2 separate regions of the Homo sapiens genome follow, and region 2 is linked to region 1. The links are chromatin contacts, found by Hi-C in ENCODE. All regions are on one chromosome and are shown on one strand. The core of a region is the stretch at or near the end of the contact, and the rest is flanking DNA. Distances in the headings are between cores, read along the strand shown. Region 1 has its middle 16 kb from the start of PTTG1. Region 2 holds the start of GABRA6-AS1 (GABRA6 antisense RNA 1).

The links. A loop is a pair of places that touch in the nucleus more often than their neighbours do.
Region 2: a loop to region 1 is called in a map of CD4-positive, alpha-beta memory T cell, with 21 times the contacts of the local background. The contact joins the promoter of GABRA6-AS1 here to the enhancer-like site in region 1. A Hi-C loop is called at or near these places in 1 of 168 maps with a recorded cell type or tissue (CD4-positive, alpha-beta memory T cell).

The regions. Positions count from the first base shown.
Region 1 is chr5:160,434,648-160,440,988 of GRCh38, forward strand. No RefSeq gene overlaps it. Among named protein-coding and RNA genes, the nearest start is that of PTTG1, 16 kb to the left of the region's middle. RefSeq lists an enhancer at 2,229-2,288 and a silencer at 4,234-4,293. Within about 2 kb of position 4,669, at least 23 of the 41 ENCODE cell types and tissues checked have a DNase peak (open chromatin) inside an H3K27ac peak, as active enhancers do.
Region 2 is chr5:161,687,372-161,693,070 of GRCh38, forward strand. GABRA6-AS1 (GABRA6 antisense RNA 1) reads right to left here and starts at 2,039. Exons shown (of 2, transcript NR_189170.1): 1 at 1,889-2,039; 2 at 1-275. It overlaps GABRA6 (gamma-aminobutyric acid type A receptor subunit alpha6), which reads left to right. Exons shown (of 9, transcript NM_000811.3): 4 at 1,578-1,798; 5 at 1,883-1,965; 6 at 2,265-2,408; 7 at 2,830-2,982; 8 at 4,570-4,829.

The DNA.
Region 1 (6,341 bases), core at 3,419-5,918:
TACCGGGTACTCAGACACAGGGCTGTTGAGTTTTATGGGAGGGTTGTGTTCCTGAAGACCTTGTATAATTACCATAAATTAATGTAATTTAAGACTAATCCTGACATGGATGTTATATTTGTGTGCTAGGGCTGCCATAACAGAATACCATAGACTGAGGGAGCTGAAACAATGGACATTTATTTTCTTACGATTCTGGAGGCTGGAAGTCCATGGCCGAGGTGTGGCAGGGTTGGTTCCTTCTGAGGGCTCTCTTTTTCTATTGTAGTCATGTCCCTGGCTTCTCACTGTGTCCTCTCACGGTCTTTGCTCTGTGTTGCCTGTGTCCTAATCTCCCCTTCTCCTAAGGGCATCAGTTAGATTGGATTAGGGCCCACCCAGATGACCCTGTTTTAACTTGATTAACTCTTTACTGGCCCCATCTCCAAATACAGTCATATTCTGAGGTGCTGGGGGTGAGGACTTCAGCATATGAATTTTGAGGTGGTGGGGAGGGACACAATTTATAACAAGTATCAAGTGTTTCTGTTACAGAAGCAAAGTTATATGGCAAAAGTATAAACATTAATTTAAAACCCAATAAAAGTGAAATTAGATGATTCTTGATAAATTCTAAAATGATAGATTTAAAATTTTATGTAGAAGTGAGATTTAGTGATCCTTTTTATTGTTCAGATCTGCATAATCCAATTTTCCTCATGCAAAAAGAAAAAAAAATCAACTGAATGGCCACTATGAGCCAGGCACTCTTCTAGGTACCAAGGATACTGCACTGAACAAAACAGACAAAAATCTCTGCCCTCCTTATGAAACTTACATTGTAGCCAGAAGAAACAGACTATCTACAAAATAGTCAATTACATGGTATGCTAGAAAGTGATAGGTGTAGTGGAAAAAAATAAAGTGGGAAGGGGGTATGTCCTGTGGGTGAATGGGTAGGTGGAGGAATTGCAATGTTAAATAGAGAAGTTTTGGAGGGCCTCATTGAGAAGCTACTTTTGAACAGAGATTTGAAGGAAGTGAGAGAGATACCCAGAGGACATCCAGGGCTGTATCTATCAAGGAAGCCAGAGAACATTTACAAAGGCACTGACGTAGGAATGGATTTAGTATGTTTGAGGAATTGCAAAAAGGTCAGCAGGGCTGGAGGGTAGTGAGTGATAGGGAGAGGGTTAGGAGACAGGGCCAGAGAAGTAGGCAGAGGTTGTATCATGGAGGATCTTAGGGGCTGTGAAAATGAGTTTGGATTTTAAGTGTATGTCCCTGAAAGACCAAAAGAAGGAGGCAGAGTAATGTTGAGCTGGGAAGATGGAGAGTGGGGTGCTTGAAGATCAGATAATCAGTTATGGAGTGTTTGAAGTTTTTCTTAGTGACAATGTCTAGGAGATGACCATGGGACTGGGTGGTTGAGGTAGATGGAAGACAAGCTCACTGGAGAATTGCCAAGGAATTCAGAGGACAGTAAGTTGGAAGGCATAGACAGAACAAAGGAGCAGTAGTAAAGAGAATGGCAGTGAGCTACGGACAAAATCTTTAAGGCGGGGTGGGGAGAAGGGAATGACACAGGTGTTTGCAATGAGATAAGCAATGGATGGGCCTATTTGATGATATAAGATTCCAAGCTGCAGTTTGAGGGTAGAGGGAGAGAGTGTGGTCTGGAGGCAACAGCGAGGATACAAGAGGACACTATCCCATCCCCCTACTGTCGTACTGGGGAATGGGGTGGAACAGGGGTCCCCTCTTCACTGATGCTGATGGGAAGGCCACATGAGGGTTGGTGACCAGGGAGGGATGGCAGCCAGGGGAGCCCCACTCTAGATGTGAAATATGATGTCTTTTAGGATACTGCTATTCATGACTCATTTACATATTTTAATAAAACACAATTGGGAGTATCACTTCTTGACACTGGGCTTCTTAGTCTAGGCGAAATTGAGTGAGAATTTTTAGAAAGTTCTTTTCCCTAGAAATGGAATAATAGGAATGAATAGTGATATGGTTTGGCTGTGTCCCTACCAGAATCTCATCTTGAATTGTAGTTCCCATAATCCCCACGTATGGTAGGAGGGGCCCGGTGGGAGGTAATTGAATCATGGGGGTGGTTACCTCCACGCTGTTCTCATGATAGTGAGTTCTCACAAGATCTGATGGTTTTATAAGGGGCTTTTCCCCACCTTCGCTCTGCACTTCTCCTTGCTGCCACCACGTGAAGAAGGATGTGTTTGCTTCCCCTTCCTTCATGATTGTAAATTTCCTGAGGTCTCCCCAGCCCTGCAGAACTGTGAGTCAATTAAACCTCTTTCGTTTATACATTAACCAGTTTTGGGTATTTCTCCATAGCAGTGTGAGAACAGACTAATACAAATAGTTTATGCTCCTTGGTCTTTATATAGAGGCATCTAGGATTAAAGCAGAGACCCTCTTTATTGCTTGAAGGATTCTGTTTTGGGACTCATCATTGCCCTGATGGCTGGCTGCATCCGGAACACAGAGGAAGAAAGAGTTGCCTTCAAGGACATGCCATTTCCAGGAAAAGAGCAAGAATGTAAAAAATAAAGAGGTTGAAATGAGTTTATGAAGTTACTAAGAACATTACAAGTGGAATGAACTCCCTGGAGATGTGACTCTCAGGAGGGCAGAGCCCTTTGTTCACTTGCCCTATGGACAGCATATTGTACATCAGTGCTTCCAAAAGGGTGCCTAGACATACCAGGGGTCCCCAAGACCTTTTAGGGGTACATGACATCAAATATATTTTAATAATAGTGCCAGGATGTTATTTGCCTTTTAAATTTCCATTCTTTCACAAGTGTACAGTGGAGTTTTCCAGAAGCTACTCCAAGTATGGTATTATAGCAGAGCAAATGAAGAAGTAGATGTGAGAAATCAGCTGTCTTAAGCCAGATAGTAGAGATTTTCAGAAATGTAAAACAATGTCATGTTAATTTTCTAAATGTGGGTGTTTTTTGGTTTAGGAAAATAGTTACTTTTTATAAAAATATATTAATTATGTTATAATTAATTGCTTTATTGTGATAATGTTTAAATAAATATATTTTAAATTCCTCAGCTTTAATTTCTAAAACTGTAAATATTGATAGGTATAATCCTTATAAACAAAAACTCTTTTTCATCCTTAATAATTTCTTTAAGAGTGTAAAGGAAGCCAGGCAAGGTGGCTTGCATCTATAATCCCAGTGCTTTGGGAGGCTGAAGTGGGAGGATTGCTTGAGCATAGTAAAACACCATCTCCACAAACAGCAACAACAAAACCCAGACTGTAAAGGAATCCTGAGACCAAACAGTTTGAGAACTGCATGTCTAGTGGATAAGCACCGAGGCTCTGGAGTTAGTATGCTTGGTTTGAAACCTGGCTTTGTGATCTTAGGCAAGTTACTTGACCAGAGACTTAATTTCCTTATCAGTAAACTAGGCTATGTCACAGTTATTGTGAGCAACAAATGAAATAATGCATTATTCATTATTTCATAAACGATCATTTCATGAATATTTCATCAAGTAATTTATTGAATACTGTATCTATGTATACAAAACCCTGTGGTTGCTGCTTTGAAGGATGTAAAATGACACAAGCCACAGCTCCCACTAGCAAGAGGTTTGCTGTCAAGGGTGAGATTTCTGGATTTGTAGTTAGCACCTTTGGGTTCAGTTCCCAGTTCCACCCTTGACCAGCTGATCTGACTTTCAGCATGCCACTTGCCGTTGGCTAAGGCCAGATCCTGAAGGCATCTTCGATGGTCCACAGAGCAGACAGTAAATTCCCACTTGCATCTTTGAAGCATCACTGCCTCCTGCCTCAGTTTAACAATTGGTTTTGTCCTTCCCTTTGAAAATGAACTGCACTACCTTTCCTCCCAAGCTAATGTAACCATGCCACTAGAGGGCACCTCCTGCCTTCTCAGTCAGTCGCAGCTTCCTCTAATTTGGAAATGATCTTTCAGCTGAGATGGGTGGTACGTTGGGGTTCGATGTCTTTAGGATTCCTCAGCTTGATGGATGTGGTAAGTTTTGTCCGAAAATCCTGATTGTTTTTTGCTTTTTCCTTTTTTCTTGTTTTTTTCTTTTACATCAGACCTCTTTTAATAAAACTGGGGTGGAGAGGTTGGTGGAAGGGAGGGCGCTGTTACCACCGCCACCTGACATTGATAAGTACTTACTGGCTGCCAGATCAGTGCTAAGTGCCTCACACGCATCGTCCTTTGGACTCTCAGAGAAACGCCATGGGGTGTGGGTATGCGTGAGCATTCATTATTGATGGTTGGAAACTTGGGCTCTGATTGGTTAAGTAACTTTTGCAACATCCAGCTAGAAGGCACACTTGGTACCACGAAGCGGTCTCCATAGAAGCTGGCCTCACCTGGCTGTTAAGTCAAGCAGGGAGCGGCGGGTCTTGCTGCTCTAGGACAGTAGTTCTCAGCCTTATCAGACATAAAAGCCCCTTTCTGTATGAAACATTTCGTAACACCTCCTGTACTACCCTGAAGTGATATCCACAGGCAGTGTGTGCCTATGCTTACATGTCCGCTTACATACAATGCAAAGGAAACCTTCTCCTTTTAGGAAAGTATGTCTTACAAGTATTAGGCTTGTCTATCTACACCAGAGGACAAAGGTGCCGGGCTAATTTCGAAACTGCCCACCAGGGGGCGGCATACCACATTCCCTGCTGCGATCAGCTCGCACAGACAGTCCCCCTCCGTGGTGGCTTTGGCTGTTTCCCCTTCAACTGGAATTGCCCCGTTAGACTCTTCCTGAGGTCCCCGGAGTGGCACAGGGGGTTGTGGTGGAGAGTGAAGCGAAGAAGTCACAGAGCGTGGAGCTGACCCTCATGTTAGTGTGATAGATTTCTAGTCACGTGTACCCACCATGAGTACAGTCAGATGCTTTAAAATTTTAGTTTCCTTACTGAGTGATTTGCTTACAAAGTGATTAGGAAGTAATATGTTTATTTTCATTGATACTGCTTTAAAAATTTTTTTATATTATAGTCAGTGAGCAGTATTCGTTTAATATTTTTCTTTAAATCAATTCAATTTTTCTTTAACATGAATACATATATTTAAACGGAAACTTTAATGTGTCAATGGAAAACTTGCATCATTTGACATAATCGGAGGGTAACCAAGACGAAAAGAAAAAAAGCAATGGTACTAAGTTCTTGCTGATACTGATGCGGTTTCCCACCAAGGATCCATTTTCTCTCTTAAAAGAGTTTCTTAAAGAAATATTTAAGGAAAGCTGTTAAAGATATATTAGCACTGAATTGAGATTATCCTTAAAGTAATCAGAGAGGCTAAAAGAGAAGTGAAAAGGGAATGGTTTTCTCATGATGTCGACCAACATTATTTTATTTTTATTTTTTAATTTCAATAGTTTTTGGGGAACAGGTGGTATTTGGTTACATGGATAAGCTCTTTAGTGGTGATTTCTGAGATTTCCGTGCGCCCATCACCAGAGCAGTGTACACTGTACCCAATGTCCCGTCTTTTGTCCCTCATCCCTCTCACCCTTTCCCCCGGAGTCCCTAAAGTCCATTATATCATTCTTATGCCTTTGCATCCTCATAGCTTAGCTCCCACTTAAAAGTGAGAACATACGATATTTGGTTTTCCATTCCTGAGTTACTTCACTTAGGATAATAGTTTCCAACTCCATCCGGGTTGCCGCGAATGCCATGATTTCATTCCTTTTTGTGGCTGAGTAGTATTCCACGGGGTATATATACCACGTTTTCTTTATCCACTCGTTGGTTGGTGGGCATTTAGGTTGGTTCCATATTTTTGTAATTGTGAATTGTGATGCTATAAACATGAGTGTGCGTGTGTCATTTTCATGTAATGACTTCTTTTCCTTTGGGTGGATACCCAGTAGTGGGATTGCTGGATCGAATAGCAGATCCAATTTTAAGATCAACACTATTTAAAGTTTTGTCTGTGTACCAGTAAAATCATCTCCTATATACCAGTGGACACAGTGTCTCCCCCTGTGGAGACAGTGGATGGCTTCCTGGGCTGGAGTCGAGGGACTGCTTGCTAGCTGTGTGTTCTGCACTGGTTGCTTGCCCTCCCTGAGCCTTGCTGTCCTCATCTATAAAATGAAGAGGTAGGAGGAGATAATCGCTGTAATTCTTTGGGATCTAATGGTCTAAGACTCTCTGAAGTACTGATTCTTATTGGAAGGAGATACAGTACTTAGCAGGACATCCTCCTTTTTGTGTGCCTACAGCCTTTGAAGGGGCACGGAAAGCTGCAGATTCTCCAAAATCCCAGCTGACACCCCCATCTCTTGAGAGGCAATTCAACCTCCAGGAAGAGCCAGCA
Region 2 (5,699 bases), core at 789-3,288, 1.3 Mb after region 1:
GTCTATAAAACCTAAAGCATAATTGTCTTTTGTGGCAACATCATTATCAGTATATTTTATTAAAACAGTAAAGAGGTCATTTGGAAAGGCTGATGCTCTCCACCTTTTACATTGAGGATGGACCAGTAGGTGTTCTGGGGACTCTGTTCCAGGTACAGATGGCTGTAGCATTCATAAGAGGGTATTTATAGTAAGTAGCAATGAAAACTTGAACTCATCTTTTAGAACAAAGTGTATCATGGTATTCTTTTACGGTTCTCAGGTGGCATTTCTCTCTAAAACGGAAGTGTAAATATGAATGCTGAAGTAAACATAACTGTCTTTAAAGAGGTTCACCATTAGATTTTATTAAGGAAATGTAATTCTAAAGAAACAGTTATTGGAGACTTTTTCATTTTCTGCTTTTTTAAGTTGGCAAGAAAAGAAGATGTAAAGAAAGGAAAAAGGAAGGAGTAAAGGAAGAAGAGAAAGGGATATGGAGGAAAAGAAAGAAGAAATAAAATTGAAAGAAAAGGAAAGAGGGAGGAAGGGCTTTATTCAAGAGATAATTATCTTACTATATAAGGAGAAAGAGGAGTTAGCAATATTCAGAATCCTGAATTATTTTAGTATCATATTTTTCATTCGTGTTCTAAGCCACTCCAAGTATAAACAACTACAACAATTTGCTATTGAATTGTTGAAGTCTGAGTATACTTAGTGTTCTATCTTATGCTTGTGTCTGTTTTTACAGTTTATTTGTGCAATAGGTCCCTATTATATCATGAGTCATTATTGTATGGATATATTGCTTGTCAAATTATATTTTTAAAATGTAATCACTGCTTGCCATAATACGTTTCATAAAGGAATTTATATAGTAGGCAAAGCAATTATTGGCAATACTTTGATATAATTACAAGTTGTTATTTGTTATTGACTTTTGCAATAGCTCTTATTATAATTCTTAAACATTTTAATGCTATTTCATAAAAGCCACAGATTAAGTCATAATTTTGATGATACATACTTAAATGATACCCTCTTTAGAATAGTCACGGTAACACTTGTTTATATGTTCCCTGAGAACAATATAAAATAATTTTGATGTGCAGCTATAGTGTGTTTATCAAGTAAGGTTTATCTATGTGTGGAATTTTACTGAATGGTACTCTGAAGCTCTGAAATACCTTTGAGGGTGAATGAGGTGCAAAGGGGAATAGTTAGTCTAACCGATGGTATAAAGGCCAGCCAGCACAAAGGCTAAACTAAATATTTCCATATTTTTTTTCTAGATTAAGAAGGACATATTGATAGATGGAAATATGGATGACTGGATAGATAAAGAGGAAGAATATTAAGGAAAGTCAAGGTGGAGGAGGGAAGTTTACATATCACAGCACTATCTTTTATAACAATGCAAACTTTCTGAGTTTGAGAACAATAATAACTAGCTAAAATTATAGCTTTGTGAGAAATTATTGCGATAAAAAGTTGCTTTATTGCTTAAGTTTTGAGATTGGGTGTATAGGCTAGTGAATAAACTATTCTTAGCAAACTATCTTTCCAGCCCACACAAATATTTTATTTTCTCTTAGGAGTATACGATGGATGTTTTTTTCCGCCAGACCTGGACTGATGAGAGGTTGAAGTTTGGGGGGCCAACTGAGATTCTGAGTCTGAATAATTTGATGGTCAGTAAAATCTGGACGCCTGACACCTTTTTCAGAAATGGTAAAAAGTCCATTGCTCACAACATGACAACTCCTAATAAACTCTTCAGAATAATGCAGAATGGAACCATTTTATACACCATGAGGTGAGGTTTCTCCAATTCTATTTCCCCTGCCTAAATGATATGTCCATAATACTAACTCAGAACCGTTGATTTCAATGTTTCTAGGCTTACCATCAATGCTGACTGTCCCATGAGGCTGGTTAACTTTCCTATGGATGGGCATGCTTGTCCACTCAAGTTTGGGAGCTGTAAGTTACAACAGGCTTCTGAGAGTCAAATAATACATCCAAAATATATAATTACTTGGTTTTAGTTGATACTGGAAATCAAGGAAGAAATAGAATCATGACACTATCAGTGTGATTCTAGGAATATACTTAATCATTCTGTCAATCTCATAAATTGAGGCTTTAGTCACCAAGATTAAAGAAAACATTAAATACAATCTATGTTTGTATTTCCTTTTTTATAGACAATGTGCACTTTGAAGGAAAAAAAGACAACTCGTCAAATTCACTGCTATATTTAATTTGTTTCAAATATTTAGATGCTTATCCCAAAAGTGAAATCATATATACGTGGAAAAAAGGACCACTTTACTCAGTAGAAGTCCCAGAAGAATCTTCAAGCCTTCTCCAGTATGATCTGATTGGACAAACAGTATCTAGTGAGACAATTAAATCTAACACAGGTAAGAATTTGACCAAAGGATGGAAATAATCCCTCAGGATGACTCCAGTGCACATTTTCAAAATATCTATTTCTTTTTCCTTCGCCTTAGCCATTCTCAGCTAAGCATGCTGTTTTGCAGTGATGAGTAGCTTTCCTTAAAACTGATTTTGCAACCAGGTGCATATAAAGATTTGTGTAATCTTGGAATAAGTAGTTTTTTTTATGTATATGATATAAAGAACCCTACTGAAAACAATAAGTTGATGTGTCTCTTCGCTCTATCATCTGCTGATCAAGTAGCTTTCTCATATACTGAAATGTACCTTTGCTTGTTTTCTTCCAGTCAATGTTAATTTAAAAGTTGTCAAGATTTATATTCAACTGCATTCTTTTTGCAGACTGTCAGCAGTAATAATACTGATGTATGTGTCTTCCAACAGGTGAATACGTTATAATGACAGTTTACTTCCACTTGCAAAGGAAGATGGGCTACTTCATGATACAGATATACACTCCTTGCATTATGACAGTCATTCTTTCCCAGGTGTCTTTCTGGATTAATAAGGAGTCCGTCCCAGCAAGAACTGTTTTTGGTATATGTCACATTTTGTACTTCACGTACATTCATCCTCCACCTTTCATTGCTTGTGTATTTTGAGTAAATATTTACACTGGTGCACTTTTTCAATCCACAAAGAAAATAGGTTCCTGTCTCATCCAGACATATGTATCATGCAAAATCACTGTCATTATATCACAAATTGTGTGATGAATCAAAAAAAATTTTGTCTCAGTGAGAATTATGGCTGGTTTCCTATGACTTTCATGTGTCCTATTTGCAGTGCTTTATCTTGATTTTCTTTGTCATAACTGAGGAAAAGCAGAAAGTTAAAAACTGCATGTAAATCCATGAAAGCAAAAGATTAAGGTATTGAACACAGTAATACATAGGTTGTATACCCCTTTTATTAGGTTGAACCATATAAAATTGTCATTTCGTCAATTTTTTATGATTCAACCTACATATTTAGTTCCACTTATAGATAGAATCACTACTAATTTTAATAAAACAAAATTAAATAATAAGAAAAAGAGCTTCAACTGGAAACATCAGTGACACATTCCAGTGTTTTTCCTGGGTTTAATGTTTATAAATTTAGTAGTCTCTAAGATAGACCTGAATTGAATAGAAATCATAAATCTTGATTTTTTAAATTTACTAAGTTAAAATAGATTTTTTGAAAATTACAAAAGAATGCCAACATAATGATGTTGACCATCAATATTATACATCTCCTAATAGTATAAATTCCCCAGGCCATAGTTCAAGAAGGAAAACTGCCAGCAAGTGAGTGATAAATTTTATCTTCTAATGAGTAAATATTATACCTTAAAATCTAGCTAGAAACACAAATTAGGTAACCTAATTTTATGCTAATATTTATACCATATTTATTTATTAACTATCATTTAATATGTTAGCTGGTAAAATTGGTCTGAAATTCAAGTTTTTTTTCTTTTTCTTTCCTTTTTTTTTTTTTTTTTTTTTTTTTGAGACGGAGTGTCCGTCTGTCGCACAGGCTGGAGTGCAGTGGCGGGATCTCGGCTCACTGCAGGCTCCGCCTCCCAGGTTCACGCCATTCTCCTGCCTCAGCCTCCGGAGTAGCTGGGACTACAGGCGCCCGCCACCAAGCCCGGCTAATTTTTTGTATTTTTAGTAGAGACGGGGTTTCACCGTGTTAGCCAGGATAGAATGGTCTCGATCTCCTGACCTCGTGATCCGCCCGCCTCGGCCTCCCAAACTGCTGGGATTACAGGCGTGAACCACCGCGCCCGGCCTCAAGTTTTTTTTTCTTAAGTGGTAATAATTTGTTACAAGTTCTCTCAAGCCCTAAACAACTAGAACTATTTACGACTTAAATTTTACAATAACTAGTTCAATTCAGCAAACTCAAAATTTTTTGAGCAGTTATAATGTATGTCACTTCACTAAATATTGAAAGATTCAGAAATGATAATACTTATGATAATAATTATGAACAATTATAATACAAAAAATATTTTTAAAAATGACTTTGCCTTGGTAGAGTTTTTTGTCTTCTCCTCTGACACATTCTCATTTGATTTTGCCATAGGATTCCCAGTACTAATATTACAATTCCTATTCTTTTTTATTTTAGGGATCACCACTGTTTTAACTATGACCACTTTGAGCATCAGTGCCCGGCACTCTTTGCCAAAAGTGTCATATGCCACTGCCATGGATTGGTTCATAGCTGTTTGCTTTGCATTCGTCTTCTCTGCGCTTATCGAGTTCGCAGCTGTCAACTACTTTACCAATCTTCAGACACAGAAGGCCAAAAGGAAGGCACAGTTTGCAGCCCCACCCACAGTGACAATATCAAAAGCTACTGAACCTTTGGAAGCTGAGATTGTTTTGGTAATTGTTTACTTTTTCTATCATTACCTACCGTAGGAAAAAGCAGCCTAAATAGTGATCAGAAACAACGAAAGTGTCCAAAAGTAATGTGAGTTGAGCACAGGTTATATAACTGTAGTTTCAAGAGCAAGGCCAGTTTCTGTTCCAACTTCACAGAGAAAAGCTATGGAACAATCCTTCATTTATCTTTGCTGTAAACTTTGGGCATTCTTCTTTCATCATCCTCACTTATACTGGCAGATTCCAGGCTCTCAGAGGAGACTAGAAAATTCTAAGCCTTTAGATGTTTCTTTTGAACAAAATCACTTGTACCAAGTAGGGGCAAAAAAGTTAAAACAAAATGTTTTTTCTAATGAGGTTTCAGAGTGCAGGAAAGACACAAGGACTTCTATGGAATGGACAATTTTTGTTATAAATCTGCTTGCTGCTTTATTTCAAGAGGGCAAGGCATCTGTGAATAATGAATAATAGATTCTCTGAATGTTGAGTCATAACCCAATAATTTGATTCATATTAAAACATTTTCATATTCACATTTGTATATTAAATATATGTATATCAATGAGTTTATAGTCAATGGCTTACGTTCAGTGAGAAATAGTTATAAATTTTTGTTAAATTTGCTGTGGCTAAGTTCTGGTCCCCAGAGGTTTTTGAATAAGAAACAAATGGTAACATTAATATTTCAAGGGCCATTAATATGCCCCCAGATTTCAATTTTGCATAAAATTAAATTATAACAACAATTAAGCTGAACATACTTATTTTAATGGATAATAAAACTGATTGACAGTCATAAATTTTTATTTTAATACAAATCTTAAAGAGTAGCTGTTAGAAGAGGAATGTTTTGCTCTGTGAATTCAAGTA